Linked DNA regions of Homo sapiens: regions 2 and 3 are each linked to region 1. A link is an interaction called in ENCODE POLR2A ChIA-PET data of the cell type or tissue named here. Cell type or tissue: OCI-LY7. All regions are shown on one strand. Each heading gives the region's core, and the rest is flanking DNA. Links, peaks and the distances in the headings are about the cores only.

Region 1 (10,054 bases), core at 4,098-6,597:
TAGACATCCAGCCAGGCACAGTGGCTCACACCTGTAATCCCAGCACTTTGGGCTGCCAAGTAGAGAGAATTGCGTCGTAGAGGGGAGGAATTGCTTGAGGCCAGGAGTTCGAGAACAGCCTGGGCAACATATGAAGGCCCCCGTCTCTACAAAAAATAAAAATAGCCAGACATGGTGGCATGCACCTGTCATCCTAGCTACTCAGGAAGTGGAGGTGGGAGGATCTCTTGAGCCCAGAAGTTGAAGGTTACAGTGAGCTATGATCACACCACTGCACTCCAGTGTGGGCTACAGAGTAAGACCCTGCCTCTAAAAAAAAATAAATAAAATAAAATAAAATGTAAATTAAAAGGAAAAAAGAGTAGACACCCTAAGCCCATGGGAAAAAATCTGGTATTGGAAACTGAGTGACAGACTCCTCACATTTAGGTAGAAAAATTGTTGAACTAAAATGTACAGCAGGTCCTTGAATAATGTCATCGTTCAATGTCATTTCATTATAAGGTTGATAAGAAAAATATCCATTTTCAGCAAGCGCCACTGTCTGAGTGGAGTTTGCACATTCTCCCCATGTCTATATCAGTTTCTTCCAGGTACTCCTGTTTCCTCCCATATCCCAAAGATGTGCCCATTAGGTTCATTGTTGTTTCCAAATGGTCCCAGTGTGAGTGTGGTTTTGTGTGAGCGCACCCTGTGATGGGCTGGTGTCCTGTCCAGGGATAGTTCCTCCTGCCTTGCACCCTGAGTGAGTTCTGGCCACCTGAGACCCTGAACTAGAATAATGGGGTAAATAATCATCTTAGTTGTTTTTATTTATCTTTCTTAAATATATGTATAGCTCACATTTATTTCAATGTTTAATATTAGAAGTGTTTTGGGGCTTAGGAACTTAACATTAGTTTATATCAATTAGCCTATGGTCAGATTGGTTTTGTTGTACATCATTTCACTTAAAGTTGCAGTTCCCAAGAACCTATTGAGGATGTTAAGTGAGGACTTGCTGTATTCATAATGCCAATTTTCTTTCACTTAGGTACAATTTGGTCAGGTATTAGGATTTGCCTCCCAGGCACTGTAAGTTAGATGAAGAAGGCTATTCTAACTGGAACATATATCTGTTACATAAGTGATATAAACAAAAATTGAATCGTTATTAAGCAAAATTCCATTTTTAAATAAAATGCTCTAATGATTAATCACGTTTATTTTCTTCAGTTATCTACATTGAAAGAGCATCACATTGGCTAGGTCTAAATAACTGTAAAGCAGCAGTTTGCAACCCTGGCTATATATTAGAGCCATGAGGGAAATATAAAAAGTACTCATGCCAGCTTAAGAAACTCTCATTTCATCAACAAAGGAAGGTCCAGGTTTGGGTATTTATTTTCTAGAGGGATATCACCATTCACTGGCTAAGTGAAACAGAATTGTTAGGTTTAAGAGGAAATTATCAGCAGCTGTGAGGTTGCCACTAAACTTAGAAACCTGTAAACCTTTAAAGTTCACAACCTTGGCTTCTTCTTTCAATCAATTGGGAGCTTGTAAAAATCCCAACATCCAGGCTGCACCTTAAACCAATTAAAACCTTTGGAGGAGGAATTTAGGCATTAGTCTTAAAATCTTTGTAGCTGAAATTGAGAAACACAGCTAATGGGTGGCTTTACTTTTAGAGATGTCCTACAAGAATTAGAAGAGCAGATGTTCAGATCTTTGGTTCTCATGAACACTGATCAACCAAAAGATTTCTTTAAATTTTTTGCTGAGCCTCATTGATTCAGTTCTGTTAGCTGCCATTCTTCAGCTAAAGTTTGTGAAAAGATCCTGGTTACTTAAGGGTACAGGTCATTTCAATAACTATAATTTGAGATAGTAACTATCTCTGGAGTCTCTGCTGCAAATTCATCAAGATTTGGTTGTGGCTAAGTTGTGAAGCACCATCATCTCAGCATTGACCCAAATTAGACCTTGGTAGGGAATTTTAAGACTATAATTTACTGCATCCTTGTGCAATTAAAGGATAGCACTCTCTATCTTATGAAATAGGCTGTAATGAATGGAAAGAGGTCTTATTTTAAACATATTGCTATATATATGACCTAATTAAATTTGCAAACAATTCGTTATTTTAAGGAACAACTAGCTATGTATAGCATTAAATCTATTATAGAGTCTCCATTTTTTAAAAGAAATATTTCTTTGTAAATAAGTGAAATTTTCTAATAGTACCAAGCAATTTGCCACAGGCATTGTTCTGAGTTGCTTTTGTTCTTTTCAAAGCAGTCAATACATTAAAAACCCTGAAAATCATTTTAAACCCAATTTATTCAAATTCACTAGCAGGCCATAAATACAGCTTTTTCTGTGAACAATAATGAAAACAAAAGAGCACCCCATTAAGTGAAGCTATCCAATGAAAACTTGGATTTCAAACTCAGAGAAAGGAAAACAGGGATAGAAATGCACTCCACTTTAATGTTTACCTTTAACATGGATGAGGAAACTGGGAAGTAAATCTAGATGACTCTGTGGCTTCCACATCCTGTGGGAGCCAACCCAGGTGCTTTAAGTCTCTCTTTCAACCTGCTGTCCTTTCAGGAGCTGGTATCCTCCCCTCTCAAATCTTACCTTTAAAGATAAATTGATTAAGTACTGTTTATTTGTTCCTTAATAGGAAGTTCATTTTTTTGAATGAAACTCCTTCCAAGGATTTACATGTTAAGACTTATCTTTACTATTCTTATAATAATTGTTGTTGTTGTTTAAAAGGAGCTGTGATATCCTGAAGGAAGTGAAGTAACTTTGTATCAGTGGATTTTTCTGGACAACTGTACTCCCAGAGTTGTCCAGAAAAAAAATATACACTTTATATACACTTATATCTTAAAGAGAAATAAAAAACTATTCTTAAAATGGCTTGAAAATACCAGTTGAGGGAAAAATGAATTTAGAGTATTTTTTAAAGGCCTAAATAAAAAGAGACTGCCCAGACTACCTGCTGGAATGAACGACTCAGAAATAAAAGATCTGGGGGCTTTTAGAGGCAGCAACTATTACGAATTCACAAGGGTAGTGAGAAATCTGTGGAGATGGTGGGACACAAATTAGACATTGATGGGATGGAAATTTTTCATTGTTAATTTTTCATTAACAATTCAAACTATCTGCATATTTGGTTTCACACAAACTGAAATTCTAGATGATTGACTTATTACACCTATGACAAATCGGATTTTAGGTTTTTGTTGTTTTTGCTTTAAGAAGATGCAGTCTTGGAAAAAATGGAGAAAATAGTTCCTCAGAGACAGAGACTTATTGAAGTCAGGAGATAGGAAGTTAATTTTGAGTAGTTTCAATCCATTTAGACAAGACAATCTACAATGGTTTGAATATTTGTCCCATCCAAAACTCATGTTGAAATTGAACCAACAATATGGCAGTATTGAGAAAGGGGCCTTTAAGAGGTGATGGGTTGTGAGGGGTCTACCATTAATGGATTAATGGCTTAATGGGTTTATGGACTATGGATGATCATGGAAGTGGGACTCGTGGCCTTATAAGAAGAGGAAGAGAGACCCAAGCTAGCACACTCAGCCCCCTTGCCATGTAATGCCCTTTGCCAAAGGGGGACTCTGCACAGAGTCCTCACCAGCAAGAAGGCCCTCACCAGTTGGTGTCCCTCAATCTTGGACTTCTCAGCCTCCGTAACTATAAGAAATAAATTCTTTTTCTTTATAAATTGCCCATTCTCAGCTATTCTGTTATAAGCTACAGAAAATGAACTAAAACACTATCCTTTTAACCTGAGCTTTAATAAATGTTAACTCTTGCTGCCCTTTTCCTAACTTTGTACATGAATAACTTCTTTGTAATACCCCATAGCTTCTCTCCAGACTTGGCTTCTTCCAAGACTGCTGACCCCAGGATTTAAAAGCCTATCTTCATCTGTAATCCCCACATTCTGGGAGGCCAAGGCAGTCCAATCACCTGAGGTCAGGGGTTCAAGACCAGCCTGGCCAACATGGTGAAACCCTGTCTCTTCTAAAAATACAAAAAGTTAGCCAGGCATCGTGGTGCATGCTTGTAATCTCAGCTACTTGGGAGGCTGAGGCACGAGAATCACTTGACCCTGGGAGGTGGAGGTTGCAGTGAGCTGAGATCACGCCACTGCATTTTCCAACCTAGGTGACAGAGTGAGACTCCGCCTCAAAAAAAAAAAAAAAAAAAAAAAAAGAGAAAAAAAAATAAAAGCCTATCTTATTCTCTTCTCCTTTCAGCATGGTCATTGCCTCTAATTCAGAGCCTCCTTTTTTACTCTTTGCAGTCTGGCAGCTGCCACTACCAACCTGATAACATTGCTCCCTGGAGGAGACGTTGAGGACCATTTCCCCAGAAATGTGAGCTAAAACCAAACTGCTAAAAGACATTTTTTGCTGGGTGTTGTGGCTCATTTCTGTAATCCCAGCACTTTGGGAAGCTGAGGCAGATGGATTGCTTGAGCCCAGGAGTTTGAAACCAGCCTGGGCAACATAGTAAGACCCTGTCTCTACTAAAAATAAAAATAATAAAAAAGGACATTAGCTGGGTGTGGTAGTGTGCCCCTGGAGTCCCAGCTATTTGGGAGGCTGAGGTAGGAGGATTGTTTGGGCTTGGAGGGTGAGGCTGCAGTAAGCTATGATTGCACCACTGCACTCCAGCCTGGGCAGCAGAGTGAGACCCCATATCAAAAAATAAATAAATAAAAATAAAAGACATTTTTAAGATATGTAATGAAGGGAGATGGTTGGGGAGGAGAGGAAGACAAAAGATACAACTCCGGGGGATGGTGGAGGTTTACCAAGAGGAGAAACCAGCAAGACACACAGTGGGAACAACCATGAGGGAAGAGGTGACTGAGGGACTGTATTGTTACTGCAGCCTCGGAAGCAGCAAACATAAAAAAGTTACCCTTTCTGCCCCACCCAAGCTCAGAGCCTCCTCACTGATTTTCCTACTCCCAGGCCCTCCCAGTGCCACTGTGGTTCACACTGAGCACTGGTCCTGGGGTCCTAGCAGTCATCATTTTACACAATTTGATCCTGTTCAGCTCTTCTGGTTTTGTCTCTCTTTCTTTCCTTCTTCTGAAAGTCTAGCTGGAGAAAATAACTCTCCATACCCCGGAACACACACCGCGTTTTCCCATCTTTAGCTCTCTGCTCACTAATGACTTCCCCTCTAATGTCCATCCCCATCATATCATCTCCACCCACCCAAGTCCTACCCATAAAAGGAGAAAAAAAAAAAGAAAAAAAGAAGCAGAGTCTCATTCCATCTCCCAGGCCAGAGTACAATGGTGCAATCACAGCTCACTGTGGCCTTGACATCCTGGGCTCAAGCTATCCTCCTACCTCAGCCTCCTGAGTAGACGGGACCACAGGCAGGCACCATGCCTGGCTAAATTTTTTTTTTCTTTTTAGACAGAGTTTCACTCTGTTGCCCAGGCTGGAATGCAGTGGCTTGATCTTGGCTCACTGCAACCTCTGCTTCACAAGTTCAAGTGATTCTTGTGCCTCAGCTTCCTGGGTAGCTAGGACTACAGGTGTGCTCCACCATGCGTGGCTAATTTTTTTGTATTTTTACTAGAGATGGGGTTTCCCCCATGTTGGCCAGGCTGGTCTTGAACTCCTGACCTCAAGTGATCCACCCACCTTTGCCTCCCAAAGTGCTGGGATTACAGGCGTGAGCTACTACACCCAGCCCAATTTTTTAAAATATTTTTTTGTAGAGACAGGGTTGTTATGTTGCCCAGGCTGGTCTTAAACTCCTGGGCTCAAGCAATCCTCCCACTTCTGCCTCCGAAAGTGGTGGGATTGCTGGTGTGTGCCACCGTGCCCAGCCCCAGCTCAACTCCGTAATGGGTAAATGAATAACCAAATGATGGCTCCAGTACAATCTTGATCACAGTCACACGGCCTCAATTCTCAGTATGATCTGAAATCTGCCCATAGTGCTGCACTTTGAACAGATCAGCAGCACAGATTTTTCACTGATACCCACAGAAATTACCATAGTTTAGATTATCAGATGTCTAAAGGAACATACGTCCTCATAGTTCCCACACCCAAACACATTTTTTTGCACATACAGCAGTTATCAAAAAGTGCCCCAGACTTTTCTCCTGAGCTACAAATATACAATGCCCTGCCTGCCCTCCTATCCTTAGCTCTATATTTTCAGTTCTTTCTCTCTCATTTATTGATTTTAACACCTTTCTTGCTCTGGTTTATGTGATATTATCTTGTAGGGAATTAAGTAGATGCTTCCAATTAGATTCATTACAAGTTCCCTTAAGAAGCGATTAGGAAGGTAAGAGTCCCAAGCGGCTGGTTCCCTCAGTAATACCAGCAGCATTTTTAGGGTGCATGCCAATATCAGACCAGGTTTTAAGTGCCACATTACTCCTTTATCACCAAGGGATCCTTGGAAGCTTGCAAAACTGAGTGCAGCTGAGCATAAAGTAGTGTTTTATTGAATGCCTTATGTGGCAATTACAAAGAAAACAGAAATATGAATCCCTCATCAAAAGGCAGTTTAGGAGGGGTAGTCAATCAGTGCATGGACCCTGTAGTCTAATGGTACTGGCTTTAAATTCCAGTGCCAGCTATAGGATTTTGGAAAATTACTTAACTTCTCTGAGCCTGTTTTCTCATCTGCTAAATGGGGGTAATGGTATAGTAATAGCGCTTTGGGGAGAATTAAATTAATTAAATTAAATTAAATTAATTCAGCACAATACTTGGTACATAGAGTTCAAATAAATGGCAGCTATTATCATTACCATGAAAATTAAAATTCCAGTGAATCACATGACCTGCCTTCCATTTCCAAAACTACGACCTTTTAGTTGCTAAGTTATTTGTGAAGTCTATGGGCTTTAAGAAAGATGGCAAGAAGGGAAAGAGGGAAAAGGGAAGAAGTTTTCCTATTTTCCATGGGTCAGGTTTTCATTGCTACTGAACTCTTTATACAAGCATAATAGAGATAATATTTTGAAAATATTAATAGTTTTCTTTCCCTTTAGAAAACTGCAAACTCCACCTCCTGGGTTCAAGCAATTCTTCTGCCTCCAGAGTAGCTGGGATTGCGGCATGCACCACCACGCCCAGCTAATTTTTGTATTTTTAGTAGAGACAGGATTTTGCCATATTGGCCAGGCTGGTCTCAAACTCCTGGCCTCAAGTGATCTGCCCGCTTCGGCCTCCGTAAGTGCCGGGATTACAGTTGTGAGCCATCATGCCCAGCCATTCTATCCCCTTCTTTATATCTGGTTCTACTATTCAACTAATATAGCCTAAATACCTCCTTATTGGGGATAGAGGAAAACCTGATATAGAAGCAGTTCTTCCTGTTGGCCTGGTGGATTGTGGGAAAAATAACAGAAGGCAAATTGTAGCAAAAGCAAGTGGGCAGACACTTGTGTCCTGGCTTGCCTCCTCCGGGCCACAGTCTGGAAGAGGAAAGAAGAGGATATGGTACATAAACTGGGGGAGAGCCAGATGCAAAAGCAGAGGGGGCTTGTGCCCCAGTCCTAGCTCAGAACTCTGAGAAGAGACTGTGGTGTAGAATGGCTTACACCAACCTGGTGCTACCACAGAACAAGGAAGGCGGCAGAGAGGCATGGTTCCACAGAAAGAGGGCCTGTGTTCCCACTCCTAAACTTGCCTTTCCTCTTAAAAGGCATAGAAGGGCTCCAGAAGTTCCCAGACTCCCCCTGTAGAACCAGACAAGGTAGGTAACAGAATTGGCAGCTTCAGGACCTGCTATAATGGAGCCTCTGTAGTTAGGGGTGAGATAACACTAACGTCAAGGCCAGGGGCTAGAGAGAGGACCTGGCTGAACTCGGTGGCATCTGCAGTCCTGGCAAATGTAAGGTAGGGTGGGTCTAACTGAGCCTAGGAACAACACTGCACTTGGGGAAGACCACTGTAAGGCTGTGGGAACCTGACTGGATCAGCCACTTCAGAGCAGAGGCAGGAGATAGGATAGGCCCTGCACTCATATCAAGGCTCATCTCCCCCTACAGTGGGATCCACATGCCCAAACACCATCTGGTAGAGAAGTAGGGAATGAACAAAGGGGATATTGGAAAGATAGCTAATCTACCCTGTGTGGAAAAGAATGAACTTTGCACAAAGAGAAGTTAGGCCTTTGCTTCTGAGAGTATTTTAAGCCTTTGTAATGTCCTGCCTGATAAGATGGGGTTACCTGGCAGCCTAAGACCATGCCAGATAGTCTATGCTAATAATGTGATTATGGTGGGGCTTTAGGCCTTGCAATATCAACCCAACCTCTGGAAGGCTGGAAGCTAAGGTGGTCAATGGGTGGTCAACCATATCTACTGGTAGTCAACCATATCTATGTAACCAAGCCCCAGTTAAAAACTCTGGACACCAAGGCCCAAGTGAGTTTCCCTGGCTGGCAATACTCTGTGCGTATTGCCCAACATCATTGCTGGGAGGAATTAGCACTGTCTAGAGTTCCACTGTGATAGGACAACTAGAAGCTTGCACTTGCAACTCTCCTGGACCCTGCCCCATCATGCCTCTTCCCTTTGCTGATTTTCATTTCTTACTTTTCACTGTAATAAACCATAACTGCGAGTATAACAGTTTTCAGTGAGTTCTATCAATTATTGAACCTGAGGGTTGTCCTGGGGGACTCCTGATTTCCACAAACCCCAAAGAGACTGGGCCAACTGGAGTGAGTAAAGAAAGATTGCATCCATTAGAGCAAATCAAGAAGCCTCATTGTCTTATAGAATTTCAGTGGTGCTTTGTAAATATGTGACCCTACTACTCAAGCAAGTAAAGACTTCTTACCACTCCAAATAAGGCATGGATGAAGGAATCACAGCTAGCTAGTCTTTTTTTTTTTCAAACTAAAGAAGGGGACATGTGTACTGCCTTCAAACATTACAAAGCTATCGTATAAGAAAGGAACTAGAATTAGTGTTTGTCTAGCTGAAGGGTTATATAAAGCCCGGCTGGTGGAAGTTATAGAGGGCCAGGTTTCAGTTTAAGCACAAACTTAGTGACAACCAGAGGCCTCTAAAAAACACAAGCAGCTAACTCAAAGATAGCTGAGTTCCTCATCACCAGAGATCTTAGAGGCCAATGACCCCTTGTACTGAGATTGTGTATAGAATGAAAGTTGACTCAAACATCCTTTAAGTTACATTCCAAGCTGAAAGCCTGTGATTGAGAAGTAAGATAATGTGGCCAAATGTGAACAGTTGGTGGTGAGTCTACATATGGATGTTTATTCTTTCAACTTCTCTGTAGGTATGAAATTTTTAAAAAATTGGAAGCAAACAAAAAAGGAAAAAGAAACATTTTGGAAACTACCTGGTGGCTGGAAATTCTCAGTCATTTCTAAAAATAAACAGAAATTTATTTTCTCACAATTTAGGATTAGAGTCAAGGATAATGAGTATTGCGTCTGATGAAAATATGTGTTGGTTCCCACATTTTACCACTACCGGCACAGCTACGTTTTTAGTCCTTTTATATTTAGCAATTTCAATGGACTGAATTGTGTCCTGTTAAAATTCATGTGTTGAAACCCTAATTCCCAAGGTGACTGCATTTGGAGATAGGGCCTTTAAGAGGCCATTAAGATTTAAATAAGTCATAAGAGTAAGGCTCTAATTTGATAGGATTGGTAATCTTGTAAGAAGTGTCAGAGAGCGAGGCAGGATAGGGGAGAAAGAGGAAGACAGAAAGAGAAGGGGATAGAGAGAGAGAGAGAGATCTCTTCCCACCCTTTGAGAACACAGTGAGAAGGCAGCCATCTGCAAGCCAGGGAAAGAGTCCTCACCTGACACTGCTGCCAGACCTTGCTCTTGGACTTTCCAGCTTCAAGAACCATGAAAAAAAATAAATGTCTATTGTTTACGTTACTCCATCTATAGTATTTTGTTATGGCAGCCCTAGCACACTAAGACAATGACCTTTTAATGACTTATTGACTTATTTCCTGCCTGTGTAATATTATTCATATTACTATGGCTCTTATATAC
Region 2 (10,054 bases), core at 4,373-6,872, 230 kb before region 1:
TTAAGAGTAGGGCTTTCTCAGTTAATATTTGAAAGCCGTAGCCTTCTAGAGTAAATGCATAATTCCTTGAACTTTGATAATTTGGCGCTGGGACAATGAGGCACTTTTAAATCACTTAAAAATCTGCTTTGAACCAAGAACCTCCTCTGGATCATTTTAAACAGAAAAATCAACACCATTTTAGGAGCAATTGGAGCCACATAGGAAAAATAACCAACCTTAAATGCTAACTTCCAACATAAACTAAATTAACTAGCTGTGAAATTTGGAGCAGGTAATATAACCTTACTGAGCCTGTTCTTCAACTATAAAACAGGGTCAAAAATACCTCCACCTCTTAGGACTATTGTGAAAACTAAATGAAGTAATGTATACAAAGCATCTCAGTGCCTGATAAAGGAGATCCTTAAATATTCAGCTTTTATACAACTATTAGGTGAAACTAATAAAATTCCAAATTTAATTATCTCTTTGGATTTGAGGCATCTTAGAGATATAATAAAATATTATCCCATTCTCACCACCTGAGGGGGCTTTTTCAACTGTCTCAGTGACTTGAGAACCGTGGGCTTAGGCCATTTCTCCCAAGTTTACATGCTATTTCTCAAAGAGGATTCTACACTGTTACCTTTTACACAGAGCCATTTGATCAGTTCAACTCGGAGCAAAAGGGCTTAACAATTAACCTATGAGCTTGAAAACAGTGTTACTAGGAGCTCATAGGGTAACTTAAAGTTTCTAACAAATTATTTTAATTATTCCATTTAGAAGTGGTTTCTTTCTAGGGAAGTTTCCTTTATAGAACTAAAAAAAAAAAAAAAAAAAAAGCCAGCTGCGAAGAATTTTCTTTCTCTCGCTAAAAAAAGCCAGCTGCAAAGAATTTTCTTCCTCTCTCCATGACAGTCTATCTTTTAACCTCATCACAGTCTCTATCTTCATAAATGCATGTGTAATGATGCTATTCGTGACTTGCTCATTCATATTCATAACTTCATAATTCAGTTTACAAGTCTTCCCACCATCCTTTATGTTACTGGGACGTCTTTAACCTGTCTTTCCTGTACGCAGTCAGTGTTTCTGATCATGATAACTTCCCTGTTGCATTGTGTATATCCTCAGTCGTCACAGGATTCCACTTTCCCTGTCCCCTACTTCCCCAAACTCTTGCAAGAAAATAAGTTACTTGGCATCATACAACTGCACTAATTTCTTATGTAGAAAAGCGGGTTTTTTAAGTGGCTCACTGGACTTATTTCTACATAAATTTAAAAGCGGTAACTCAATTGGATAAAAATGTTATGATAAATATTTGTAGCATTCAGGGTAACAGAATTTAGGTCTCCAGATTTCCTATTTTGGTATAACTACACAAAACAAACACAAAAATAAAATAAAATAAAATAAAATAAAATAAAATAAATGTCATGCATTCTTCTCCATGTATTTATTGACAAATTCCACAAGAGCGATTACCTGGCCACACTAAATAGAAAGCACAGTTATGGAGTAAACACACTCAGTCCAAAACACAGGGGCACGTGCATCCTTGTGGCACTTAGTACCAAGCTCATTCACAAGCCAGCTTCCAACCAACCAAAGGAGTTGCCAAAAGGGCTGTTTCGTACAGGGACTGGAGTTTGAGAAAGTGAGTACTTCCCCAAAACTTAATAACCAATCTGTAGACACAATCCCGTTCTCTCAAAAACTGCCATTAGGAAGACTTGATAACCCCAAACAGAAACCACCCCCTACCCTTGGTTCTCATGCCACGGCAGTTAGCATCACGCAATATAAAGAGCATTTGTTGACTGATCCTACCCATATCCTGACCCACTGCTTCAGCAACTGCACTGAACCTTCTCAGGTGTAAATAGCTAGTGCCTATTTGATCATTAAAGCAGGATGCAGGAAAAATAAAGATTTCCCTTTACTTCGCCGTAGTAGAATTGGCACTGATTGCGGTATTTTAATCGGTTCACACCGTCTGTTAGTGTATTCTAATGAACCACAGCATCTCCGGAGCAACACTTACGGTCTCTCGTCCCCGGAGGCAGTGTCTCCTGGAAAGTTCCTGGGGCACCAAGTTTGCGCGCGGCTCCTCGCGCTCAGGGTGCGCGCAGCCAGCCCTGGCGCGGGCGGAAAGGCGAGCGCGCTGAGCGGCGCGCAGACCCCGGGCGCGGCTCTTGCTGGGCGCCCGCGCCTTGATCGGTCCCGGCGGTCCCGTTCCCCTGCTTGCCGGGCCCTGGTGCTAGGACAGCGGCGCTGCGGAGCCCGGCGTCTGGAGCTGGCGGGCGGCCGGATGCGCCGATCCTCTCCCGGGGGGTCAACTGCGAGCTAGACGCCCAGCCGGACCTCAGAGGCTCCAAGAGCGGGGTTGGCGGGTGTGGCCCGGCAGCAGAGGGTTTTTGGAATGCAGGGTGTGGCCCTCTACCACGGCAAAAAAGAAATGAGTCAGCCCGTTCAGTCCTAACCAATAAGCATGTTCAGTGTCGGTTAAGGCGGAACTTTCCTTTCTTGATTTATACCAAGCTTAGAAGCCTTTCACAGCCTTTTCTTTACGCCTTTGACAACTTCGACACAACTTCTAGAAAAGGGTAGGTTGCCTTTGAAAACGCTTGGGAAACAAGGATTAATCTTACGAAAGATACTTCAGTGGATGTACATTAGTTTCGATTAGTAAAAGTTTTTGAGTTAGGCAGAGATACTGGGTGCAAAGAGGTGGGACCTGGTATCAAAGCAGATTTGGATCAGACCTCTGACACTGTGTGGCCTTGAGTAAGTTAATTATCATCAATGAGGGGGCTAAAATGCCCACCTAACAGTTTACAGATTACAACAGTCCCCCCATATGCAGTTTCTCTTTCTGCTGTGTCCGTTACCCCGCCCCTTCAGTTGCAGTCTGAAAATATTAAATGGAAAATTCTAGAAATAAGCAATGCATAAATTTTAAATTTCATGTCATTCTGAGATTGTTAAAATTGTTATATTTTATTATTAGTTACTGTTAATCTCTTACTGTGCCTAATTTATAAGTTAAACTTCACCATAGGTATGTATAGGAAAAATCATAGTATATATAGGGTTCAGGACCATCGAGATTTCAGGCATCCACTGGGGGCTTTGGAACATACATACCATCTGAAGATAAGGGGGGAACTACTGATTATGTAACAATGCATGCAAAGCATTTACCACAGTGCTGGACAAAGAGTAGGCACTCAAAAAATGCTGTCTTGTCCCTCTGAGTCCTGAATCCGAATCTCCAAAATTGTAAACAAACTGGCTCGTAATTTTCAAAAATTCTTTCCTATGTTAAATATCTAAAGAATTTTAGAGCTGAAATAGTTCTCTGGTATTCCCTGGTCTGAGTCCCTCATTTAAGTGGTGAGAAACTTAAGAAGCTTTAGGTTCAGGATTCTTGAATTTGGTATTCTTACTATACAATAGAAAGTTTATTGGTAGCAAATAGGCTTAAAATTGGAATGATTTCATTTAGGTCACAGGTGAACCTACTTTTAAAAAAGTAAGAGTGATTTGTGGAAATATTCCATCTGAGTCACTGTGCCCTAAACATTATTTTGTAATAAAAATACTTAAAAGAAACTTTATTTGGGAATTGGCAAATTACAGGGGGCTGCAGAAGTGCTAATTCCTGAGGTCCCATTAAGAAATGAGTTGATTGCTATTGCCAAAAGAGAATTTCTAGATGGGAAGAAAAAAATGTTAAGTTACAAATTAAACGTTCTTTGCTTTGGAGATCTCCTGAGCAAAGATCTCTTTGGAGATCTTTCTCATACATGTTTAGAGTCATTCCACAGGCCAAGGTTTCTTGAAAATACTCATTAGCCAAAGATAAGATCTAAAGTGAGATCAGCAAAATGCTGTTCTTTTCTCCAAAGCAGCACGGGAGAGTGGAAAGAACACTGCACAAAAAGCCAAGAGCTCCCTTCCTAGTCTCAGCTCTGCCAGTAAGTGACAGGGTGAACTGACTGCTTCATCTCTCTCTGAGGATCTCTAAGAGTGTTTCCAGTTGGAAACCAAACTATGGTCAAAAGAGCAGAAGCAAGATCGGCCTATAGCCTCACATTTATCCTTAGCAACAGGTACTTAAGTTGGGCCTGTCTCCTAGATGATGAAGCTGTCAAATCTCTCTTGACTCTCATATTCCTCATAAAGGTAATGTTACTCTCCTAGACACTTCAAGTTAAATTCTGGAATCATCTGAGCTCCCTCTTTTCTCTCTTAATGGTTCACTACCAATAGGCGTAACATGAAGGCTTCTTTCATATCTGGACCATTTTTTCCATTCCTGGTTCAGGCATTCGTCCCCTCTGCCTGAGTCACTGAGGTTGAGTGTCTTCTAGCCGCTGTTCCAGCAGGCGGGCCCCTCCCTCTATGCCTCTCAACACATCATCATCATCATCACATGACAAATGTCAAAGTCGAGCATGCCATCATGTCATAAACCTTTTCCTCTCAGTCAATTAAATAATTTTATAGTAGAGATCAAAAGGAACACAATTTGCTTTACGGGCAGCTTTCCTCAAACATTCATGTAAATTAATGTGTATTTTTAAGAGCACTGATATTTTATATTTATGTAATTGTTACAATGAGCTATACTGGCTGAACTGATAATATGTTGGCTATTATATCAAGGACAGCAGCTCTTTTACATGAGAAGACTACATAAAGCTTAAGTGTATATGAACAACTCCATAAACTTAACACTGCAGTCTAAAAAATACAATTGTGTTTGTGTGTGTGTGGACACAGAGAGATACTTTGAGATCTATGATGGAGAAAGGGAAAGGCAGCACAGACAGGAAAGAGAGATGATCTAGTTTGTTAGTATTGTTTAGGATCCAGCCAAGCTTAACATTCAGAGTAGGTGTTCTCTCCAGGAAGAAGGAAGGCTTCATAAATATGTTTGGCTGCAATCATAACTCAAAGCACTTGAAAGATGTTTCCAATAATCCTTATGCTTCAGAAATAAGAACAACACAATGACCAATGTGGTTAGAACATTCCCACAAGAGAACAGGATAACTGGTTCTAGGATGCCTTTGTTGTCTAAAATTAAAATTTAAAGTACACGGATTCTCAACATATAGTTATCAAAAAAAAGTGACGGTGAAACTACGGGTCCAGTGCCATGACATTTATAGGCACTCAAAGCCTTGCCTCTACCTCTGCAACCCCGATCTTAAAAACCCTCTGCCAAATAACCCGCTGGTCCACTCCTTGTTCCCCTAAAGCTGAGGGCACATTACTACCACCATACCTAGGGATAGTGAGTGCTTACCATTTTATGTTGCCTTGACATCCACTTTAAATATAGGTTTAACTTTCTCAGAATCAGGGCTCAGTCACCCTTGACAGTTTCAAATTCCATTCCCCACCTGAATGGCTCCCACTGGTGGCAGGAAATAAAACTGAAGAGACCCAAGTCCTGCCTAGCAGGCTGGGCTCCTCACTTTCCCACCACTTCCTTAAACAGACCGTTCAGACATTTGCTTGCAAATTTAAACTGACCACCTCTCAGTCACAACAGGACCTCCTGGAACTAGCACCTGCTTGCTTTAAACCTACCAATTAAAGCTCCCCTTAGGAAACATATTTGGATAACACACTGGACCCTAATAAGATGGTGGCCCATGGGTCTCTTTATCTCTGCCTGTGCTCCCTGGCCTATGTAGTGGAGACGGTGGGGGCCTCCGAGTGTGCCATGTACACTCGAGGGTCTAAAAATTCTTAACTTTCACATTGTAGTTGGGAGCCATGCTCATCCCTGGTGGAGAGGCTGCCCCAAAGGGACCCATGCAGGTGGCTCCCATGTTGGTGCTCTTTAGTCCAGGCCTCTCAGCTGCTGGGTGGTTACCAGCTAAGGTGACAGAGTTTCATTCAAAGCACTAGGCTCACACCATGCCCCCTGCCTGACAACCTTCTTGCATTCTTTTTAGTACATATCCCATTCCAGACCACTGAAACCCTTTCTTCTCCTAGAACTTTTGTCACTGGCAAAAGCCCTGGGGAATCTCTCCTCTCCTCCAAATACCTACAGATCTTATTCTTTATACTTCCATTTCACAACTAACATAGGATCTTAGCATCCTTCCTTCTTTTTGAGATCCCTGACCTTTCACTCTCAGCAGACAGTGGAAATCCATCTGAGGTAGACGTGTTTCCGAGCATCTGTATCCCCCAGGGCCTAGCAGATTCTGCATAAATAGTCATTGTTGTGAATATAATGATGCTTAAGTTATATAACAGCCACAAAGGAGAAAAGAAAACGTTCCCTTTGACTGCTGACACATCAAGAATAAACAAATATTATAGCTGTTCAAACCAGTTGGCAAGCAGAACCCAAGCAGCAGATGCGTTTCTGTGCTCTTTGTGGCATGTTCCAACAATACAGAATGCTACTGAGACAGCAAATCTGATACTTCCTAAAAGGAAGTGGAGTTTACAAAACAGAGTTTTCATGTAAAATCCCAGTTCCCCAAACACGAATCCACTGTGGAGAACAGAAGCAACAAGTCATTCGATCTTCCCTTTCAAGTAAGGAACACATAGATACATATTTGATAATCTTGCCAAAGTACCAATTCCTCCTTAAATGTAAACATCACTCTCAACCACAAACATCTATTTACCAACAGGTGCTCCTAACCATAATGGTAGCAAAGGACAGTTCTTCAAGACAATTCATAAATCCTAGAACTGTCATAGGTATACATTTATTATATGGCATTTGCATTATATGACATCATAGGTATATAAAAGTTTTACATTTGCATTAGAGCAAGCCTCTGTCAAAAGAGCCGTTACCACCCGCACACACATTCATTCACTGGTATCCTTTGATTAGCATTAGCATATTTCTGCTTTGATGACAGATGGGGAAAAAAACACTACCACTGTTCTCAAAAGGCTGTGTCTGTCCTGCTATGCAACTAAATACTTTATTAAAATTGCCCATGACAAAAGCACTGACTTTCTAAATAACTACTCCAAGTATAAACAAGCAAATGAATTAGTCAGCAGTGTTTAACTTGCAGGTAACAAAAATGGCACTTGAGGCATCACAGGCAAAAGCAAGGTGAGCCACATTGGCTCTAAATATCCCAGCAACGGGAAAGCCACAGGGGCAGCTGGGCACTAGGATCAGCTCAACACGAATTGCACCAGGACAAGATAGCATCTTTGCTTCTGGTGTTTTATCATTGGCTTTATTCTTCATTCCTAAAGTGTGCCTTTTCCCACTTAATTTAGCTCTGCATCCAAGAGAGACAATTCCTCCTTTCACAGTTGTAATTTTAAAAATTGCCAGAAAAACTCACTGGTCCAGTTTGGGGCCATGTACCCATACAGACTGGCTGGTCTATACTAGGACCACCTGGTTGGATTGGTGAGAGGAGCAGTAAGTTCTCTAGAAGAAAACGGGTTTAATTCTCAGAAGCAGAAGGAAGGTCTGGTTTGCCCCAAACACATCATCACCTATCAAGAAATTCCAAGCCATCCTCAACCAGGTAATAAATTACATTCTAAAAGTTCACTTCTAGAGTCAAAAGTCAATGAACTCTTCTTAGACAAGGTGGCATGGGAAAAAAAAAAACTAAGTGCACGAACTCTTATATAACACTTGGAATACATTTCACTTGACACAAGATGTCTCTAGCGTAGAGGCCAGCTTCTCTGGCCAGTCCTTAAAAACCTGTTTAACTCATAATTTAATGAAATTATATGTCAATGAAATATAATGCTGAATAATATTTCTAATACTGTACTCAAACTCCATTCATGACATTGTTCCTAAAGGAAAATGTATTTGAAATTCCATTTAGAACAAGAAAAACATGCTCAATTTAATCCATTTACCGAGTACCTACTAATGACAGCAGCTTTCATTTCATACACATTATTTTACATTTAATCCACATACAACACTGCAAGGCAGATATTAACAACTACACTGAACGCGCAAAGAAACAGGGAGTCAAGAATGCTATATATGTCCAAGGTAAATCATCAAGACAAGTCAGAGCCAGCTGTACAGCCATGTTTGTCTGACCTGAAAGCTGGGACTATTGTGTCTAATACAAAGAGCAGCTAGATAGGGGTGGGCTCACAGATGAGAAGATTGAGAGCGAATGTATCAGACTCCATGTAAATACCTAAAACGTGAAGGAACTAGAGGGCAGTCACAGTCACTAGCCAGATTTAACTTTCTATTTCTTAAAAGAAGGTACTTCTCTATGGCTGAATAAAGAAAAATATTTCTCTAGGTAGGCTTTAAGCTACCTGATGCTTGTACTTACATGAAGATCATTTGAAAATCAATGATTTATCAATAGTATCTTCATAAAAAGTGTCTTTTGCCTGTTAAAAAAAGAAGGTACTATCTATATTAAAATACCTGTCTAAAGTGTTTTAACCTAGGAAATATCCTGGACATCGGCCTTGGCAAGGAATTTATGACTAAGTCCTCAAAAGCAATTGCAACAAAAGCAAAAGTTGACAAGTGAGAACTAATTAAAGAGCTTCTGCACAGCAAAACAATCAACAGAATAAGGAGACAACCTACAGAATGGGAGAAAATATTTGCAAACTACGCATCTCACAAAGTTCTAACATTCAGAATCTATAGGGAACTTAAACATTCAACAAACAAGAAACAACCCCATTAAAAAGTAGGCAAGGAACATGAACAGACACTTCTCAAACAAAATTAGTCGGGCATAGTGGCACATGCCTGTAATCCCAGCTACTCGGGAGGCTGAGGCAGGAGAATCACTTGAACCCAGGAGATGGAGGTTGCAGTGAGCCAAGATTGCGCCATTGCACTCCAGCCTGGGCAACAAGAGCGAAACTCCGTCTCAAAAAAAAAAAAAAAAAAAGGAGAAGACATATGAGCACAGCCAACATACATACAAAAAAAATGATCAGCCATCACTAATCATCAGAGAAATACAAATCAAAACCACAATGAGATACCATTAATCACAATGGCTATTATTAAAAAGTCACACCAGTTAGAATAGCTATTACTAAAAAGTCAAAAAATAATGTTGGCAAGGTTGCAGAGAAAAGAGTATGCTTATCCACTGCTGGTGGGAATGTAAATTAGTTCAGCCTCTGTGGAAAGCAGTTTGGAGATTTCTCAAACAACTAAAAATAGAATTACCATTTGATCCAGCAATCCATTACTGCAAATATACTCAAAGGAAAATAAATCATTATACCAAAAAGACAGATGCATTTATATGTTCAATGCAGCACCATTCACAATAGCAAAGACAGGGAATCAACCTAGGTGCCCATCAATGGTAGATTGGATAAAGAAAATGTGGTACATACATGCCATGGAATACTACACAGGCATAAAAAAGAATGAAATCATGTCCTTTGCAGCAACATGGATGGAGCTGGAGACCATTATCCTAAGTAAATTAATGCAGAAACAGAAAACCAAATACCACATATTCTCACTTATAAGTGGGACCTAAACATTGGGTGCACATGGATATAAAGATGCGAACAACAGACATTGAGGATTACTAGACAGGGGAGGGAGGAAGGGAGGCTGAAAACCCACCTATTGAGTACTATGCTCGCTACCTGGATAATGGGATGAATTGTACTCCAAAACTCAGCATCACACAATCTACCCATGTAACAAACCTGCGAATGTACCCCGGGTCTAAAATAAAAACGGAAATTTTTTAAAAAGCCGTGAATATTTAAACATGTTTTGTAGATCAGGTTGGCAAGAATGAATGAGTCTGACATTTCTCATTACATTAATCTGAGGTGTGCAAGTTAAAACTCTTTTTTTCCCTGAACCTGTGGCAATGTGTATGAAAAGAAAAAGTATGCATCCCTTTAATTATATCTGGAAATATATCCAAAAATATATGTACAAAGATATTCATTGATATATCATCTGTAATAGAGAAAACAGGAAACAATCTAAACATACATCACCAGGATATTAATTAAAATAGATATGATATCATAAAATGGAGTGGTATGTATTAAAAATTACAATATT
Region 3 (10,054 bases), core at 2,758-5,257, 190 kb before region 1:
TTTCCAATATGAAGTAAACATTATAATTATTAAAAAATGATTTTTAATGGCTAAATGTGGAGATCTGTCAAGCTTACACATTTTAAAAAATTAAAACTTCCAAACACAGCTACTTAACAATCATAATAAATATAGCTTTCTAAGCCCTCCAAATATTAATTTTAAAATTTCTAATCATAATGTAGTCTTATGTTAGCATGTGGCTGACAAGTGATGCTATGAATCCAGTTGGCATGTTTACCATGTTATGTTTCTGGTTCCTCTCATGGCAGAGATTTAAAACACACTACTAACTTTCAAAAACTTCAAAACACATAACTGTACCAGGCAACCATTATCCCTACTCTGATCATTAAAACTTGAGCATTCTACCAATTTAAATCAACATTTATTCCATTTAATATTTCCTTAATACCATAATACATGCTAAAAATTATTCATCAGCTTAAGTCACACAAAATATATTGCTGGTTCAAGGAAATTAGGTTCTAATGTGGCAATGCAGACTGAGGGCTTGGTCAGAGAGGACTACTTGCATTATATCAGCAACACGAGCAGCAGACCCACCTCTGCAGAATTAATATAACATGGGATTCTGAAGAAAAAAAACTAAAGTTCATAACAGCATGTGATTCATTCAGGTGAGTGGCACACATATGTGTTACATATTTCTATCAAATGGCAATGCTTCTCACTAGATATACCCCTATTTAGTGCTGAAGAATTACAGAGTCAGCTGAACTGCAGATCTGCACACTGCACATTTAAGCCATAACATTAAAAATATCTTCTTGAGACTAGTTTCTTTTTTTGAAATCACTAACATATTCTACTAATTGCAACTATTTGCCCTTACAAATAATATTACACTCATTCAGAATCAAATGAAATAACACTGAGTAAAAGGACTAAGGTACTACAGAGTCTCTCTCAGGGTATCATTAAATGGACCCATGGCAGATATCATGTAACAAATAATATTTCCTTATTATTTGTTATTTCTCAGTCATAGAGCATTACTTAGGAATCAAATCCTACTTAGAAGGGTAAAATATACATAGTACATATAGTAAAATATTAGAAAATTAATCTATAAATACATATAATAAAATGCTAGACAATCAAATGGACAAAAATAAATCTCATTTTGATAAATAATATCTCCAAGACATCAAAGTCTCAGCCAACTTAGAGAGCACATTACAAGGGGTTATTCTCCACCTCACTCTTCACCTAATCTGACTGTGTATAGCAGACATTTAAATTAAAAGAGGAGACTGCGCTGTACCTAAGTTTTTAATAATTTTTTGAGTTCTGTCGTAAATGAGTATCCACCTCATCTATTAGAAGCACATACTAAAACAAAACAACAAAATAGGTCTATTTTTGAAGAATGATACACTAGATACCTTAAACTGGTCTCTCTTAATGAAAATAATTGAAGCATAATGAAGTATAAAATCTCTGTAAATGCGCCAATGAGGTGACAATAAAGTAGGACATTCACAGAAGCCAAACAAAGTAAGAGTGAGAATGCTGGGAGGTAGAAAAGCACCAAGGCCACAACCCTAGTAATACTGAATTTCCATTATAATGATTGTACAGAGCAAGAGAGAGAAAAGATAAAACCAGGACCACTCAAGCTGGTGAGTTTAACAGACCCCTGCGTAAAACTGGAACTTCACAAAACTATACCCTCAGTATATGGGCAAATTAGAAATAAACTTGCTACACCAAAAGAGGAACTGCTTTTTTAACCGTAGCATCTTCAGGGGGTGGAAAATCTCCCTTGAGAATTCATAACCAACAACCAGTATTTATGTTGTTTTGTGGTCTAAATTTATGCTATATGCTTCAAAAAACCTGAGGCAGAGAATATAATGTAAAGAGTGTCCAGATTGATAGTGGCTACAGGCACCTGGGAGAAGCAAATATAAATACTCTCTGGAAAAATCTACCTTCAGTCTAGGCCTTGAACAGCTCACACAGATAAAACTTCCAAGGAAAATGAGTTCACAGTCAATAAATCACAGAAATACAAGGAAATAAGAGACCATCAGTGAGAGCCAACAGAAACAGGCAAATGAATCAGATCTGAAAATATTTCGAATACTAGAATTATCAGCATAAAATAAGTATATTTAATATATTTCAATAAGAGAAATTTAAAAGGGAGTAAAATTTTATCTGAAAAAACTACCATGTTGACTTGAAAAGTGGCAAAAATGGTATTTAAAAATTAAAAGATAAAAAACTCATGTGAATTCATTCAACATATATTTATTAAGCACCTATGTACTAAGTATTACACCTTGGTCTAGGCTCTGGGGATAAAACTGTAGGATAAAAAATAAAATAAAATAAAATAAAATTTAAAAATATAAAAATCCCTGTCATCAAGGACGGCTTAAACAGCAGATTAGAAATAGCTGAAGAAAGAACTGGGGAACCAAGTGACAAATCCAAAGAAACTGTCCAGAATTTTAACATAAAGAAGATGATATCAAAAATATGAAAGAAGGATGTGGAAAATGAGTGAAAAAGTCCAACATGTGTTCTTCGATTTCCGGAAAGAAATGATAAAGAAAATGGGGAAGAGGCATTATTCTAAGAAATAACGATAAAATATTCCTAATAGCAATATTTAGGCCCAGAAAACCCAAAGATTCTCAGGGAGAGACAGAGGGAGAAGGAAGGAAGGAAGGAAGGGAGGAAGGGAGGGAGGGAGGGGAGAGGAAGGAGGGAGGGAGGAAGGGAGGGAGGGAGGGGAGAGGAGGGAGGGAGGGAGGGAGGGAGGGAGGAAGGAAGGAAGGAAGGGAGAAAGGGAGAAAAAGAGGGAGGGAAAAGTTGGGAGAGAAGGAGTTTCCCCACTTAGATATAAACAAATCACAGACTCCTAAAAACAAAGCAAAATCTTTAAAGCAGCCAGAAAGAAAGAAGAGATGATCTATTCATACTAGACTTTCAACATTAATTTACATAGGCAAAAAAAAAAAAAAAAAAAGAAAGAAAGAAAGAAATGAGTTTTCCAGATAGCAGCTTGACCAAAAGCACAACAGAAAGGGGAATAGAGAGTCTGGGTAGAGCCTAAAGTTTGCACTGGGTAAAAGCAGGGATATGGTTAGAAATACACAATGGGGACAGATCATGGGGGGCCTCACATGTCGAGCTAAAGAGTCTGGCCTTTATCACTCTCAAGTGAGTGGAGAGTAAAGTAAAGGCTTTTAAGAAGGGAATAGAACTATGAATGTAGCATCAGAAAAACTAACTAATCAGCTAGACCAGATGCAGAGATATCAAGGGAAAAGCTATTAAAATAGACTAGCCTGTGGTAAAAAGGACCTCACTAGAGTGGTGATAGAGTAGTGAAAAGGGACAAAAAGAAACAGAGAAAAAGGACATTATATATATAAAGGGGAAAAAATGGGGGAAAAAAGAATCAGTGAGGCTTAGTGATCCATTCAACATGGGTCACAATGAGTCTAAGATGCTTAAGGTAATCAGTCCAACTTCTCTCTCTTCAACTTTTATGAGCAATATATCACAATTTTCCCCTGAATTAACTGGAAACTTCTTTTTATATGCTACAGTCCAGCAATTTATTATTATTTTACAATTCTACTTAAACTACCTAAGAAATGAAGCTGTCTTAGTTTTTACCACTGAAATGTGGCACTTGATAAAGCTTAATTGCTATAGAAAACACAATTTTGATGGAGGAAATCCTACCTTTTCTCTGAATTATTTAATGAGAGCTGGTGAATATAAAAATTCACCAACTTATAGGCAGTACAAGAAGTAAACAGCCAACAAGAACATAGGTCATGCATTTTAGACTTGATCTAAAATAGTCTTTCCTACCCAAAAACACTCATGCTCTATTTTCTTTTTAGCATATTTGAAATATTGTTTACCTCCCTCTTTATTACTTGTCTCCCTGAAGACCCTGCCCAACCCCTTTTGGACTGTAAGTTCCATGAGAGAAATGATCTTGTTTGTTTGCCCTGCTCACTATTGTGTTCTAGTATCTAGGAAAGTGCCAGGCATGAGGTAGAGATATTCACTAGATAAATGACTAACAGAATGAATGGCTATACCCAGGGCTGCAGCACTGCACAATTCCAGGGGTGTCATTTACTCACATCTTGTTGAATGTCACCCCAACAGTTGTAGCCATATACACAGTTCATATACAAACAGCTCAGGCCCTATTTGACACCAATATATCCTGTTATGTTTGCAAATTGGTCATAATTTACCCCTTTCCTGATGGAGAAAGCAAGAATTTTCTCTCCAGTTTTCACCTCAAGACTAAGCTCATTCTCTGAATAACTAAATGTATATTAACATTAAGGTCTTCATACATTGATACCCCTGCACCAACTGTCTGGTAAATAAAGCTAAGATTTTTAACTGTGGTTAAGGATTCTGGGCACCAATTGTAAATTAGCCATTGCAAACTCTTTAGTTAGTTCCTCATTCTTTGCTGGTTAAAAATATCTTTGGAGAAAATTCTCTAGTCAGTCAACTGAGCTGTGGAACAAAAACCACTAAAATCTTTTATTCGGAGTAGCTGGTTCTGTGATTCACCAATATAAATCTTCAATTTAAGAGAGCCCACCGAAAATGTTTTAAATGAGTCTAGAAATAGATAATGAAGATTTCACAGACTGTCTGGCTGAATTTCATACACCACATCACTCTGATGGAAAGAGCATCTTCCTACTGGGTAATCCACATGAACGAGAATATAGAAACCAGTCTCCTGTTGGCCTTTAACAGGTTATACCTTCCACCACTCACTGCTCTGATCACTAGAAGGTTACTTTCTACCACCAATGCTTGTAAGGCTATCACTCTTTCATCTCTCCTAACCCTAACATTTCTGAGGTGCCTCTATGGAAACCACTATCATAAAAGCAGGCTAATCTATGGGAAGTCCAACCAGAGGACCTATGGTAAATATCAAACCCAAGAAGGACTGTGTCACTGCAGGAGAATTACAAGCATAATGGAAACTTGGAAGTAATACTGTCTGGGTGTCCATTTTCCATCTCTTTTACATCCACCCATAGGATCTACAATGCCCCAGTGATTTTCACAGTCTTTACTCCCTTAAGCAGTAGTCCTTTCTTTCAGCAAAAATTTGTGGAAATTCAATACATAAAACATATAAAGGCAGAGCTGCTGGTTGATGGGACAATAAGGAGGTCCTCCTTATTGTCAATAAGGACAATTATTGATAATAAGGAGGCTTTGTCCTCCCTCACCCCTTACCTACTCACATGACACTATGGAATCCCAAGGGAAATAAGGAACCATGTCTGAAAAGTAATGGTTTGGTGAGGATCATAGTGATTTAACTTAATATAGTCTTTAAGAGAACAAGAAGTAATAATAAGTCATAGTCCTAGCTTCACAGGAGCCTTTTCTGAGTAGAGTGCTTCTGTTACATGTTCACCCATTTCAGCTGTAATCAACTTCTCAGTTTGATAACTTTAATACCTAGGAGCACAGAACTCTTTGGTTTCAGGAAAAGTCACATTAATACTACATTATGCATGTCTCTCCAACCTCATTCATGACACCTGGGGTTTCCTCAGGTAGTAGCTGCTGACCCAGGGTTTGGCCCATGTGAAATATTTAGGAGAAGAAAAAAGGTTTAGTTAAGTAGTAAAGCCAACTAGGAGAGCCAAATCACCTGCAAATCAGGATTTGAGAAGTTTCATCTAAGTATGAAAACACTGAAGTTACTTGTCACAGACAAGCCACCTCAAAGAAAGAAAAATGGGTTTTCAAAGTTTCCCAGTCAAAAGAGAATTTTCCCATGCTACAGTCATGCACAGCGCTTGTACTGGGAAACTTCAAGTCAGGTTCATTGCATGATGTGACAGGGGAAGTGACTGAAACTGGATTTTCTCATCATATCTGAAAGCATCATTAGGATATCATTATGAAAACTAGTGGCAATTATGTTCTTGTTTTTTAGAGAGGTTTTAACTAAATTGAATGAGGATTAGGTTCACTAATAGAATGGATTCACTGACGCTATTACCCAAAGGGAATACTTATAGCCACTAAAAGTATGTTGCAAAAGAACATTTAAGCACATAGGAAAAATGTTGCAATTATGCTAAGTAAAAATGGATATAAAACACTAAGATTTTAAGTTTGCATTTTAAAAAAGGCATACATCTTCATAGGAATAAAAACTGGAAGCATCTTTACCAAAATATTATCAATGGCTATATCTAAGTGGTAATCTTTATTTTGTTGTTTAAACTTTTCAATATTTACCAAATTTTCTTTTTTTCCTTTTTGTTCTTACTTAAGCAAATGTTTTTTACATTTTTCTTCTTTTCTACTTTTATCTTAGGTTCAGGAGATATATGTGCAGGTTTGTTACACGGGTAGGTTGTGTGTTGCTGAGGCTTGGTGTACGAAGGATCCCATCACCAAGGTAGTAAGCACAGTACCCAACAGTTAGTCTTCCAATCCATGCCTCCCCCACCCTCTCTCTCAAGCATTCCCCACTGTCTATCGTTCCCATCTTTATGTAGTCAATGTTTAGCTACCACGTATAAGTGAGAACGTGTGCTTTTTGGTTTTCTGTTCCTGTATTAGTTCGCTTAAAATAATGGTCTCCAGGTGCATCCATGTTACTGCAAAGGACATGATTTCATTCTTTTTTATGGCTGTAAATATTCATCAAATTTTCTATGTAGAATCAGGAAAAGACACTTAAAAGCAGAAAGAAATTTTATTTACGGAAAAGAAATGGTGTACCTAAAATTCTGAGATTCATATATAAATGCCAGAGCTGTCCTTAACTGTGTGATTATATGGCCAAATTCCAGTCCCAACTTGCTTTGGAAGAAACAGCTGCTCATGCAACTGCTAAGGTGAGTCGACCCTAATTGCTGCTAGCAGCATGGTAAGCACTGGGTGGGAAATGGCATGCAGCCCAAGCAGACACATCCAGTTCTCAAGAGGGGCTCAGTCCGTCATTCACCAGAATTGCCACTATCCTGATAAAACCTCGTTGATGAACAACACCAAGCCCATCTAGAAGCTTTCGCTTCTGTGAGGATGAGGCTTATTTAGCTGTTTAGGACGGCCCTTGTTTGAATGCTAAACATAAGAAAATTCTTAGACATGTTTATGATCTAAATGTCATCACTGTGTATAATCAGCAAGGCAATGTAATTGTTAGAAACATTGCTGGTGAAAAATAGATCTAAGTTCAATTCTGGCTCTGCTATTTTCTTTTTCTCTTTTTTTTTTTTTTTTTTTTTTTTTTTTTTGTTTGAGGTGGAGTCTCGCTCCGTCGCCCAGGCTGGAGTGCAGTGGCACAATCTCGGCTCACTGCAAGCTCCGCCTCCCGGGTTCACGCCATTCTCCTGCCTCAGCCTCCCGAGTAGCTGGGACTACAGGCGCCTGCCACCATGACCGGCTAATTTTTTTTTTGTATTTTTAGTAGAGACGGGGTTTCACCGTGTTAGCCATGATGGTCTCAATCTCCTGACCTCGTGATCTGCCCGTCTCAGCCTCCCAAAGTGCTGGGATTGCAGGCATGAGCCACCGCTTCCGGCCGGCTCTATTCTGTAATCACATGAGCTTGGGTAAGTTTCACAATATTATAAACCTCAGTGTATTCATCTTTCAGTGAGGTTGACCACATCTATCTCTCAGGATTTTTACGGTGATTTAAAATATTTTTCAGTATGTACATCTACTAATTTAATGAGAACATTCTAGAAGCCTAAATATATAGAAATTTCAAATTATTTAGCCCCTTATTGAAAAAAATCAGATAACATATACTCTTAAACTTACTTAAACTTAAAACCTATATCCTTCTATATAGTGCAACTTCCTGGCTATACACATTGAAAGTGGTCACTGAGCCAAAACTAAGTACTTGAATAGATGTTCTATATTTTAAAGAATTCAGGTTCTAAAACAACTTTGTGAACTATGGAAGAATATTTCTGGCAAAATCTTATCATTCTTCTATGTCATCTTCAATAACTCTGTACTAGTAGGACCATATTAGAAATATAAAAGTCCACTCCCGTCTCCCATGCTAGACTCATAATCAACTCAGAAAACAGAATCAGTGAAGACATCAGAGCCTATGTGAGAAAGAGGGCATATTTTAATAATGTCTCATACCAATAATATATTCTCAGTGATATTATAAAAATAATAAAAGTTGAAAATACTTATTTTTAATGGTTCAAATTAAGTGTTATAATTATAAACCAAATAAAATGCCACAAAATGGGGGGAAAGTAGCAAAAGCTGAAAAAAGTAGAGAAGACTAAAATTCCACAAGAATAAGAATTTTTTTTTTAGACGGAGTTTCACTCTTGTTGCCCAGGCTGGAGTGCAGTGGCAAGATCTCAGCTCACTGCAACCTCCGCCTCCCGGGTTCAAGTGATTCTCCTGCCTCAGCCTCCCAAGTAGCTGGGACTACAGGCACCCGCCACCATGCCCGGCTAATTTTTGTATTTTTAGTAGAGAGGGGGTTTCACCATGTTGGCCAGGCTGGTCTCAAACTCCTGACCTCAGGTGATCTGCCCGCCTTGGTCTCCCAAAGTGCTGGGATTACAGGCGTGAGCCACCACGCCCAGCTGAATAAGAATATTTTTAAAACTCTGCTTCAAAAAGGGAATACAGCAGGGCATACTATTTCTATGGTACACAATTCAAGACAGACTCAGTGCTGAATCCCATTCCTGCCACTTACTCTCTGGGAATAGCAGGCAAGTTGTTTAACCACTTGGAACCTTATTTCCTCATCTGCAAAATGGGACTTGCTTAATGCTTTCATGATGGTGTGACAAAGACACATAAATTACTCAGCACAAGGTACATTTGTAGTGTTCTTCATTGGTAGATGGAAAAAAAAAAAGACTACAAAAATCCTAAAGGATCACGGTGACATATGACAATAACACAGGCTGTGCCTTACAAAGAGAGCCAGTGCATCCAAAGCCAGACATCCACCAAAGGTCACAGGATATGAAATAATGGGTGCCCCTGATCTTGATGATACATTGTTGAGGAGATAAAAATTAAAGGCTAAAAAAACAAGAAAATGAGGTAAACATTTAATAGGGGTCAAAGAGACAAGCAGGTCAAAGTAAATGACTAAGAGGGAACTGGTCAATCTGATACAACCACATCCAATCAGAAATGGCCTTGATGATGTTCAGGGAAAAGTAAAGCCAGTAACAGCTGGTTTATGAGACACATTTGCTGAGCTTTGACATTGACTGCTCTACTCCCAGGAAAGAAGGCAATGAGGTCTTTAGCTAGAAATTTGCTATCACTTTCATGTGACAAGAGTCTAATGTCCTTGAGGCATTGGGAAGGACACTCAAGGGTCTGAATCAGAGTTCATCAAAGAGTGACGAGTGATATCCCACCACACAGTCAAGGTTACAGAAAGACAGACACCAGGTATTTCAGGCCTGAGAGTTCTGTCCTATGAACAGTGGGATTCAAGACAAGAGCTCATTCCCAGAGAATGACTCCACTTGACTGAGTAGAGCAGAGTGGGCCACATCAGGTTCAATCCAAGTTCTCCGTCAATACATACCTGCAACAGCCACTGTTTTGCATTTATCAACAGGTTCCTTTAAAAGTATTCTCAGGTACGCTTGCTGAGGCAGGTTCTCGTCTTCTATTTCATGTTTCCCAACCAGACACTTTCGGGCATCCCAAAGAACTCAATGGTGTGCCTGGGACAGAGAAGCAGTTTCAGTTTAAGCACTTCAAAACGGAATCACAAAATTCTAAAGCTGAGAGAGATTGTGTAAATTCAGTCCAGCTCACTATAAATAAAAGGATTAAAGTACTTATAAACTTGGAAACAAAGAATTCACAATGAACCTTCCTTACCTCCTCCCATTTTTTCTTTCTTTTCTAGCTTTTTAATTGTTGTATTTTTTACAGTAGTATAATATATACATATAATATAAAGCTTACTCCATCTTTTCTAATTAAAAGTTAAGTCTTAGGCCTATAACTATAAAAGGTGTTTCTC

The links. Peaks named below come from ENCODE experiments on the same cell type or tissue, not always from the same donor. Only the 100,000 strongest peaks of a DNase experiment are listed, where the experiment ranks them.
Region 2: POLR2A ChIA-PET joins it to region 1 with 5 read pairs; 2 of 35 experiments call an interaction of 5 or more read pairs at or near these places.
Region 3: POLR2A ChIA-PET joins it to region 1 with 19 read pairs; 1 of 35 experiments calls an interaction of 5 or more read pairs at or near these places.

The regions. Positions count from the first base shown.
Region 1 is chr10:50,642,919-50,652,972 of GRCh38, forward strand. No RefSeq gene overlaps it. Among named protein-coding and RNA genes, the nearest start is that of SGMS1-AS1, 23 kb to the left of the region's middle. RefSeq lists enhancers at 5,530-5,689, 5,710-5,859, 6,070-6,129. In OCI-LY7, for the core only: no CTCF peak of the experiment used is centred there; DNase peaks (open chromatin) are centred at 5,553 and 5,873; H3K4me3 peaks cover 1,849 bases; H3K27ac peaks cover 2,500 bases.
Region 2 is chr10:50,416,032-50,426,085 of GRCh38, forward strand. All of the region lies in intron 6 of SGMS1 (sphingomyelin synthase 1), which reads right to left. Among named protein-coding and RNA genes, the nearest start is that of ASAH2, 170 kb to the left of the region's middle. RefSeq lists a silencer at 2,130-2,409. In OCI-LY7, for the core only: CTCF peaks have their summits at 5,397 (motif pointing left) and 5,613; a DNase peak (open chromatin) is centred at 5,420.
Region 3 is chr10:50,451,066-50,461,119 of GRCh38, forward strand. It overlaps SGMS1 (sphingomyelin synthase 1), which reads right to left. Exons shown (of 11, transcript NM_147156.4): 5 at 9,608-9,749. Among named protein-coding and RNA genes, the nearest start is that of SGMS1, 170 kb to the right of the region's middle. In OCI-LY7, for the core only: no CTCF peak of the experiment used is centred there; no DNase peak of the experiment used is centred there; H3K27ac peaks cover 788 bases.